Linked DNA regions of Homo sapiens: region 2 is linked to region 1. A link is a loop called in an ENCODE intact Hi-C map of the cell type or tissue named here. Cell type or tissue: endothelial cell of umbilical vein. All regions are shown on one strand.

What was found. Hi-C counts contacts between places; a loop is a spot of excess contacts. Peaks named below come from ENCODE experiments on the same cell type or tissue, not always from the same donor. Only the 100,000 strongest peaks of a DNase experiment are listed, where the experiment ranks them.
Region 2: it touches region 1 in a loop (7-fold over the local background); 2 of 110 quality-filtered maps call a loop at or near these places.

The regions. Positions count from the first base shown.
Region 1 is chr7:116,352,185-116,357,184 of GRCh38, forward strand. No RefSeq gene overlaps it. Among named protein-coding and RNA genes, the nearest start is that of TES, 140 kb to the left of the region's middle. RefSeq lists an enhancer at 1,425-4,871. In endothelial cell of umbilical vein, no CTCF peak of the experiment used is centred here; DNase peaks (open chromatin) are centred at 2,387, 2,537, 2,917, 4,987 and 1 weaker place; H3K27ac peaks cover 4,703 bases.
Region 2 is chr7:116,215,408-116,220,407 of GRCh38, forward strand. All of the region lies in intron 1 of TES (testin LIM domain protein), which reads left to right. Among named protein-coding and RNA genes, the nearest start is that of TES, 7.4 kb to the left of the region's middle. In endothelial cell of umbilical vein, no CTCF peak of the experiment used is centred here; DNase peaks (open chromatin) are centred at 1,894 and 2,944; H3K27ac peaks cover 3,859 bases.

The DNA.
Region 1 (5,000 bases):
GATTGAACAGAAGGCTGGATATGCAGCACAAGGCAAGATGATCCAATCCCTTTAAATTTGGAATAAAGACCCTAAGTCTAATTCAGATATTTGGGGGATGTTGAGCTGAAGCATAAAAGCAGAAATGATAAAGAAATTGGAAGAAATTAAAAATTTGGAAGAGAGAAAAGGGAAGAAAATGAAAGTAGACATGCCTAAGAAAGAGTCAGAGGGGTACTGTATGATCCTGAGAGTCTGAGAGAGCTGCCTAGGCTTCTAAGAGGTTTCCAGTTTACATCATGAAAGGCCCGTTTCTTGGACTTTGTAGGTTTACAATACCTTCTCCTTAGTTTGAGACAACTGAGTGGGTCTCTGCCCTTTGCAATAAAAAAGGGTATCCTGTTTACCTTCTGGTTTCCAGTTCAATTCTCACTTGAATCCTCCATGTGTTTACCTTGTTTCCGAAAATGATAAGAGCAATGAGAGTTCAGAGAAGTGGGAAACCAAAGGGCGCCGGAGTGGTCTGAGGAGGTTTCACAAATCATGTGGGGATTGAACTGAATCCCAAAAAATGGAAAGAAGGGAGCTCCCTCACTCCGGGTGAAGGAAAGAGTAGTACAAAATCACAGAGGCAGGAGTGTGCCCAAGGAGACTGGAGTCTACACAGAAGGATGTGGGACGCCAGAAAATTAATTTAACCTGGTGGAGTGAACCTAATGAAAGCTCAGCAACACTAGCTCCATGCTCCTTCTACTTCTTGACGTATCCTACAGGTAAAAAGTCCTGAGACCCAGCAGGTTTTAAGAAATGCTTCCTAAACTCTTTTATATATATATATATTTTTTTAATTTTGAGACAGAGTTGCGCTCTTGTCGCCCAGGCTGGAGTGCAGTGGCGCGATCTCAGCTCACTGCAGCGTCCGCCTCCCGGGTTCAAGCAATTCTCCTGCCTCAGCCTCCTAAGTAGCTGGGATTACAGGCGCCCGACACCACGCCCAGCTAAATTTTGTATTTTCAGGAGTAATGGTGTTTCACCATATTTTCCAGGCTAGTCTCGAACTCCTGACCTCAGGTGATCTGTCCATCTTGGCCTCCCAAAGTGCTGGAATTACAGGTGTGAGCCACTGCTCCCTGCCCATAAACTCTTACATACGTTCCATGTTGCCTCACTACTTTAAGGGAAAACACATTAATAATAACAAACAAAAAGTAATAAACAAGAGAAAAGCATTGATAGCAACAAACATAGTTGCTTGCCTGTTTCTGTCAAAAAAATAATTTTGTACACATCAATGGATTCTTATGGCCTGTTTTATTCTTCGCATATTTTGGCAGAAGTTGGCTGTTGAGAATACATTTTACTTCATTTTTCAAAGTAATTCTTTTTTTAAAAAAAACTCTTTAACTTAGTTGCATAATTACATACGTGACTAGGATAATAGTCTATGACCATGATTGGTGAAAAGGTAGTGTATTTTAGTATTAACTACAACTTAAAAACATTATGGGTAAGATTAATTAAATGCTGTGAAATTTGCCATAATATTTACCATCAGCTGGAAATAAAGAGAACAGAGTTGTAAGTATTATGCAATCATTTTAATTCAGGCCCATTCCCATAAGTGATACAGACCTGGAATTGTAGTGTGAAGTCACAGGCAGGCTGGCACCCAGCCAATACACATCAGCACACCAGCCTAGGACTGTACCATGCCAGTGCTCCAGACTTTGACTTTCATCCCAACTCACTTCCAGGGACCTTTTCAAAGATATTCAGTAGACAGCCTGTATTTTCTGCATACGCTATACCCGGCCCTCAAGTTACAGACAGCCCAAACTAAATGGGATCTTGGAGGTTAGTTGACATTTTACCAATGAGACAACTAAGGTAAGATAACTGTTAAGATTAAGGGGAATGCTGAATTTTCATTTTTCTAAAACAAACAAACAAAAAAAGTTTCTTCTTCCAGCTAACATCTCAATCACGTACCCAAAATGACTTTTAAAAATTTCACATTCTTTCTACTAAGATGCCAGCGGCAGCAGCCTACTCCATACGTCAGGCAGTGTTTGTATATATTTCAGCGTATCCAAGCAAGGCCTTTTTAACTTTCCATCCTACAGACGAAGCTGTACTTTCCTGAATGGCAGCCAGGAAAAAACTTGGGGATTTGGCAGGAAGACTGTGGGAAGCCTGGTGTTCCACCAGGCTGAGATCTGGAGCGGAGCTTTCTACAAAGACAGAGGAGCGAAACACCTCCCTTTGTTTAGCTCTTCATAGGAGCACAAATGGAGCCCCCAGATTGTAATCAGGCCCTATTGTATAAACTTGGGGTTTTCAGGCCATACAGCATTTTTGGCAGCAAATCCCTTATTATTTTTCAGCTGGAAAACCAATTAGCATTCTTTTTATATCTGGGTGTTAATACTTGGGCCTTAGAGCAATTTTTTGGCCACTGGCCCACATGGCTGTAGTCTCTTGGGCAATGCCTGACAAATTGAGATAAAACTGTTACTTCATGTTTTCCTACAAAGACAAAACAAAAACTGTTTCCTGCTCTTATTAATTGGATGAAGTCAATTTCCACATTTAACAAATAAGAAGGTAAGCATAATCAGGGTGTCAACCCACGGCTCTTATCTCTCCCCAGGCTGGTTCCTCTGCAGGAATGTGAGGGAGCAAGACTTGTCAGGTTCTGACTAAGCTTTCCTTTTATTGGAAAAATAAAAAGTCCTCCTGGGCAACAGAGACCTCTGTCAGGTGAACAGGCTGCGACCACCACAAGGTCACCCTTTGGTCTCAGTGGCATTTTTGCTTCACAAGTCTGAGCGATGTGATTTACCTGAGGGAAAGAATTGTTAGGAGATTCCAGCCATGACAAGTGGATTAGTCATAACAGTCAAGAGGACACTGCCCAGTTTGAGAGGAATAAACAGAGCCAAACATTTCCCTATCTCGAAAGCATAGCAAAGTCAAGTTCACGCTCCGGGAATGTAGTTTACGATTAGAGAAAGCCATATCTGGGCTGCTGTCTCAGAATATCTAAGCGAGTAGAGAAGAGGAGGAAAGGAGTTTGGAATGGCTGTGGGAGGTGCCCATCCTGTTAAGTGTTCCCCTATGGTAAACAACCCCTGCCATGGCAACACAACTTCATGCTGCAAATCAGAGGAGCGCAGCCCTCCAGCGAGCAGACCACAACTTGGGAAAATCTCCAGGATGATGCAAAATATTTCAAAGGGAAGTGGTAAAACAAACAGAACGGAAACACAGCCATACAACTGCAGTTTGAAGACAAAAATTTGTTAGGTACAAAAAATAGTTTGGGTGCAATTACAGGAGCATTTTTGTGTTGCTGGTACTGATTGTACATCTCTTTGATAGAAATGGCCTGAGGGGTTGCTGCTCCCCTTCAAGACTTTCTTTGTAAGTAGTGGGCGGTGGCATCATTTAAAAAAAATCCACTTGAAAGACTTCTTTAAAGAATTTGTACAGAACATTTTCTTTGCAAGAAAATCTATTCTGAAGCAATATTATTTAACAACGGGGCTGTGTTTTGAGTCATATGAAAATTTATTATCCAATTTTTTCTTATTGTTATATTTGCTATCAAGAGCAGAAAATGATCATCTATAATAATTTAGAGGAGCGACTAAAAATGCCCAATCACGCACAGGAAAAGAAGCACTTGACTTGCATCTCTAGAGCCAGAAATCACCCGATTCTCTATGCAGAGGGTGGCCATACACCGCAGTTTGCCAGGAGAGTCTCAGTTGACTCTAGTTGTCCAGATTTAATTACCAACAGTGCCTCTTTCACTGACAGAAGTGTTCTGGTTTGGATAGTAAATAATTTGGTGACCCTATTGATTCACAGAGCCCAAGAATCTTCTGTCTGCTCCTACTCTCCCCGGGGACATCAGTCTAAGACTCTAAAAATCAGAACGTAAATGCAAAATGAAAAAGAGTCGGGTGGGGAATTGCTGCCACCTGGTAAAGAAGAAACCTCGACAGTTTGGCTTCACCTAAAGGAAGCATGGAAGGACTGTGAACAAAATTAACCCTGTGTGTATTGAGGAGAGGAGAGTACCCCCCTTCATAGAGACCCCCTGCGGCAGCCTTTAGGAATACCTGGGAGCTTCCCACTGGATTAGACACCAAAGTCTAAACAAGTGCTCCTCTGTCAAATCCTGGAAGGCGGACAGTCATTTCAAAAGCAGACATGCATGCTGCCTCTTTTTGTGCCTTGCAGCCCAGAAAGTATTGCTCAGATGTTCCAAATCAGAAGGTGTTCAGCCACTTCATACTGCCACCAGCCATGCTGCTGGGCTGCAGCTATTTGGATCAGAATGGAACTCTTTGATCTGTTTTATATCTAAGTTTAACTATGGCCTGGGTCCAAAAGGTAGACTAATTTTGGCAACTTCCCCTGTACACTTTTATCTAGAGATAAAAGGAACACTTGGAAGCATAAACAGAAGGTGCATTTCTGTAGGCCCAATAGCCAGCACATCAAAACACAAGACCATAGAAGCTGGTGCTGAATATTAGTTCTGATTTTAGAATGCAGCTCTACTCTGCTACCTCACTCACTGGCAGCCAGTAGGACCATTTCCTTCTATTGTAAACATATAAAGATAACATAGCATTACAGAACTCAGAAAGGAAAGACTCATTTCCAGCACAGTGACTTCCATTTTTACATGAATTTTTAAAATTGAAAACCATGATTTTTAAGTTATAAAGTAATTACACTGGCTTTGGGTCCAGGAGTCCAAGGCTCTCATACAAATATGTGGGTGACTGGAGACCTGAGCATCGATACTCTTCCAACCTCCCTGTCTCTCAAGCGGTCTGTGCTTTAATCAGGAATTTATGGCTTGGTAAGCCCAGTTAGGAGAGTGGAACATAAATCCCCAGGGGCAGCCAGCTTGGAGCTCCAGAGAAGAGTTATAGCTTGCCCATGACCTTTGCACTATGTGAATTTGTCAGTGAAGGACCAAATGAGAGAAATGCAAGGCCTGG
Region 2 (5,000 bases), 140 kb before region 1:
TTTTGTTTCTACTTTGTCCATGTTGTATGTATTCCCTTTAGTGTAAGTTGCCATTGACATTCTTTGGGCAGAGGCAAAGTATACGAAAAGTAAAAGTATTGTGAAAAGGAGTTTCTGGGAAACTTCTACAGTCAAAGAAATAGCATAAACTCCAATAATATTCTGTACCTTATCTTCTAAGATTCTCCCAACTTCCTGACTTTTGGTGTGAGCCAATGGTAATGCTGTCTCCTAACTATGTAAAATGGCCCTAGGTAACAGTGACCCTGTATTTGGCTCTTTGTTTTGTTAAGTTTAACCAATGGCATCTGGAACTATAAAGGGATGCTCGTGGTCTTTTCTCGTGTTGAGCTCTGCAGTTGAGAGAAAGCCTTACACATAGCATGAGTAGGCTAAACCTCTTTTCCCTTGTAGCAAAGTGTTCAGAGTGCCTCTGGAGTGGCAGACCAGACAGCTAAGAATGGAGCAGCTAAAAAGAAACAAAAAACAAACAAAAAACCTCTTAATATTGGGAGAACTATTTTTTTGTTTTAATTTCCCATTCTTCATGCAAAAACATTTCTTATGAAGCTGAGAAGCTGTGGGAAACACCAAAATGATCAGATATTTCATGAGGCTCTCATGGAGCTCCAGAGTGACATCCAGCATTGTTAGCATGCGATCAACATCATAGACCATCAGTGTGCAACACGAGTTACCAAGAGGGGCTTTCTTAGTGGAAAGAGAGTGATAAATTGGTAACATGGAAGCTACTTCCTGTGTTCTTTTTCTGAGAACTAGAAGAAGGAATACAAGTTGGCCCCATGCTAATGTGTATATACCTTTTTTACATACCAATCACTAGTGTGTTTAGAAATTAGGAAAGGTCAGTAAGTCTCCAGTATATATAAACATCTATAGTGTATGGAAAGGTCTTCCATAGTGTATCCGTTTTCTCACTTCCATTTATCAGTATAATATATTTAAAATTGCCCTAAGCTGAGAGTTGGTAGATCCGAGTCCACTATTTTTTGTGATATTAACCACTTTGGCTATCAATTTCTATTTATATAAAAATCAGTAGGGGAACCAGATGATTTCTGAGGTTTCTCCAAGTCCTGTGACTCTTTGATCGTGGGAAATAATATCAGTAGTCTACCATGTGTAATGTTCCACAGTGCTTTAAAATCACACAAATGAAGAACATATATGTATAAATATATACATAAAGGAGATGGCATAGTTTAAATGTTAGTGAATTCCATGAAGAACCTATAGATTGAACCAAATAATTTTTTTCCACAAATCTTAGCTATTTTCAACTTGTTTGTACTTAATTTTCATAATATTTGTGGAGGTATTTGAAGATATTAGGTTAAGTTTAATTAATTTAAATCTGTAGTATAAGGCTCTGAAGGCTGTAATAGTGTGGGTCCCATAAGTCTAGGAGTGATGTATTACTTACCTTGGTATTTAATTATGGGAAAATGAAAAATAATGGAACATTTATTTTCTTTAAAAGTTATCTCTCTCAAAATAAGGCTGTTAAAATAATTTTAAAAGATTAAAAAAAAACTATATGAGTGCTTTTTTACGTACCATGCACTGTTCTAGACTCTGGGGTTATAGTTGTGAACAAGAATGACACTGAACTTAAGCTTGTATCATAGAATTATGCTATTGCAAGTGTTGATAGAGCAATGTAAATATTGAAAGTAAGCACAACTGGAATTATACCCGTCAGTGAACTCTTGATAGGTTAGCAGTACGCTATGTTTCTAACACAGACAGTGAGCAATTTTGATGGTGATCCCTGGGCTTGATTCTTGGTTTTGCAAACTTTGTAATTAGGGATTCTTATTTCATTTGTCTTAAGTAATAGCAAATGTAAAAGATGGGAAAATGAGAAAGCAGCTTTTATGTATTAGAATGTGAAAAAGATTATGAATGCATAAAGCTATACAAATAGACTTACACCTATAATATACACAAACTATAAGTCTTCTCCCTGCCTACAAATGCCTTACAAAAGAGTCATTCTTGGATTTCCTGTTTGCAGTCATAGCTAATTTTTGTTTGGTAACTACTGCCATGGTAACCAAAATTATGATTTTAAAAGAATTGTTTATTAAATCATTAATATACAGGAAATTATTTTACTTTTTACAAGGTGGTGGTATCCAGAGAAATTATATTATTAATTATGAAATCAACTTTTTCTAGGAGAGGAAGATAAGGAAACAAAAGACTAATCAAAAACATTGCAAAACTGCAGATTTTCAGGATTTTAAAGAAAAATAATTTGGTAATTGATAACTTCACTACTGTTCTTTGAGTAAATATCCATGTTTAAAATTTGCCTCAAGCACTATTAGAGGATTAAATTTAGAGGTTATGCTTTTCAACTGCCCAACTACAATCTTTGACTCTCCTACAAAAGAGCTGCCATTTAGCATGGTTTTGTCAATTTTCAGTTCTAAGTGCCCTGTCTACCTAACATTCTAGTTAGATAATGGGGAATTAGAGCGATAAGGATATGCATGACTATAATTTTCTAAGTATCACTGTATTTATTTTGGTCAAATTCAAAAAAGTAAAAAAGCATAGTTTAGAATTGCCAATTTCTCTGTTCCTTAGTCTGTTAGAATGGTGGGGAGTCGGCTCAGATTTGAGCATGGCTTAAAGTGGGAGAGCGTTATTAGAAGCCAGCCTAGTGGGGATTGCTGAGATCTCATCTGCTGAATGACAGCAAAGTTACTACTCTGTAAATATACTTAATCTGAAATGCTGAATTATCCTCAAACCATGAGTGATTCAGCTTGTGTTTATCATTGTGACATTCTGGCCACTGTGAAAAGCTGTAAACAGGAGTTTCAGGGTGTTCATTGCATAGCTTATCTGAGCAGCGAGCCCAGCAGAAAAGATGGCATTCAGCCCAGCAGAAATGCCTTGATAAGGAGTCCATTAATGCATCTCTAGCCACAATGAACTTTTCCCTTGCTTTGTTTGATGATAAAGTGATATCATGTTTCATTGAAAAATGACCATGTAGATGTTAGGTGGATTTTTGTTTTTATATGACCACAACGTGACAGTCTTAACAGAATGAGTCACAAAGTAAGGATCAAGGATCTGATTTTTCCTTTATGAGATACTGGCCTACAATAAAAATAACTGGGGGTTAAAAAAATTACCCTTTGTTTTTCGTAGAGAATATTAAAAGTGCAGTTTAGATTTAAAACTACAGACTCTAAACTCCATATCTATCAGTATCACCTCTTGAGCAAAATACCGATGTCACCTTTGATAGATTTTTTTTTAAAAAAGGAAGGAAGATGAGTGAGCAAAACAGATGTGTAAGTTAACTACAGTGCTGGATAGAATGACATAAGTGCTATAATACAATTTCTTATCTGGGATGAGGAACCTTTTTATAAACAAAAATTAATCATTGGTTGATATTTTTAAAAACACAATAAAAATTTATTACTTAAAAGACAAATACAGGGCCAATTAAAAAAATTATTAAATGCAAGAGACACAAAATTACTTTAAGTATATAGTAGTTCCTAATTGCCTACTGTCAGTTTCTCTGCCTATCTCATCACAGACTAGTGACTTACACTTTGTGAACTGCCACTTTGAGTAGCACAGCAATAATAGAAATACAAACAACTGTTATGAAGTCTTAGAAGCAGAAGTAACTAACTTTAATTGTGTGGGTTGCGATTATTTTATCAAGGAAACACCTCCTATAGAATAAAGAAGCTTTCATTAGGCAAAGAAAGCATTCCATAAAGAGGAAATAGCATGAACCAAAGGTACCTGGCTGTGAAAAGTCAGTAAAACCACCCTTGACATTTTCAGTTTTGTCTCTTCTAAAATAAAGCTAAAGTAGATGAGCTGCAGTAATTTGTAATTTTTCCACAGTACAGGTTTGAATTAAAGAGGTATGTCACTGAGCTAGTATAAGACCCTAGCCCACAGCTGAAGAGTTTCTGATCTCCCTTAACTGTGATGATTATTTAATACATTGTGTCATCTATTGAGAGAGAGGAGGAAATTTCACAGTAGAGTCTAGCTCATTTAGGCTGGTCTGGACTCTGAGCTGTGGACTGGGACCACAATGTTGCCAGGTTTTCATCCTTCTTAGATCAGTGAAGCCAACAGTAAAGGTCATGCCCAACTGCAGGAGCACCTTTTAAGCCTCTTCTTATGCCAAAGCAGTCACATGTCCAGTTCTGAAGTCAAGGAGAGAAGTCCAGTCTAGCAACTATGAGGCTAGGGCAGGGATATGATGTTGAATACTATTACGTGGGAATGAAGGATTGGGACCATTACTTCAGTCTACCACGTGTGCTATAGAGGGACAGTTGAATGTAGGGGCTTGAGGATACTTTTCTGAAGATCTTTCATGTATCAAGAGTATTCTGAGATGATATTCTGTATGGTATCAGACTACACGTTTCAAAGCAGAGTAGTTTTTGGTCATTCTGAAAAACTGTAGAGGAAAGTTAACTTTGCAGTATCCCTTACTTGATATTTAGGGTTTCCTTTTTTTAATCTGGTCACTCTTCTGTTAGCTTTGAAACATAGGCCTCTCCAAATTCATTCCAGCCGGGTCATGTGACTTCCGTGTTAAACGAAGACATGTAAAACTCATTTCTTTGGGAAATGGCAAGTTGCCTAAGGTTTTGAAGGGGAATTACAAAATATTACCTTTTATATACTGCAACAAATGGAAAATATATTCTGTGAACATTCCAATAATATGTGTTAGACTCTATCTTTGGTAATGGAATAGAAGGTTATCCCAAGATAATTGGCAGAATTTAAAGGTAAAAAGAGGCAAGACAGATTTCAGTGGCCTAACTCCACAGCTCTTTTAAGATGTCCCAGGTAAACCAGTAGTGATGTTATTCATTGTTACTTTCTCATGGACCAGATAAAATTAAGCCAGAGGGTAGGATCATCCTGTGGACCACTGTTGCCCACTTTTCTCTAACAGTTAGGGAATTTAA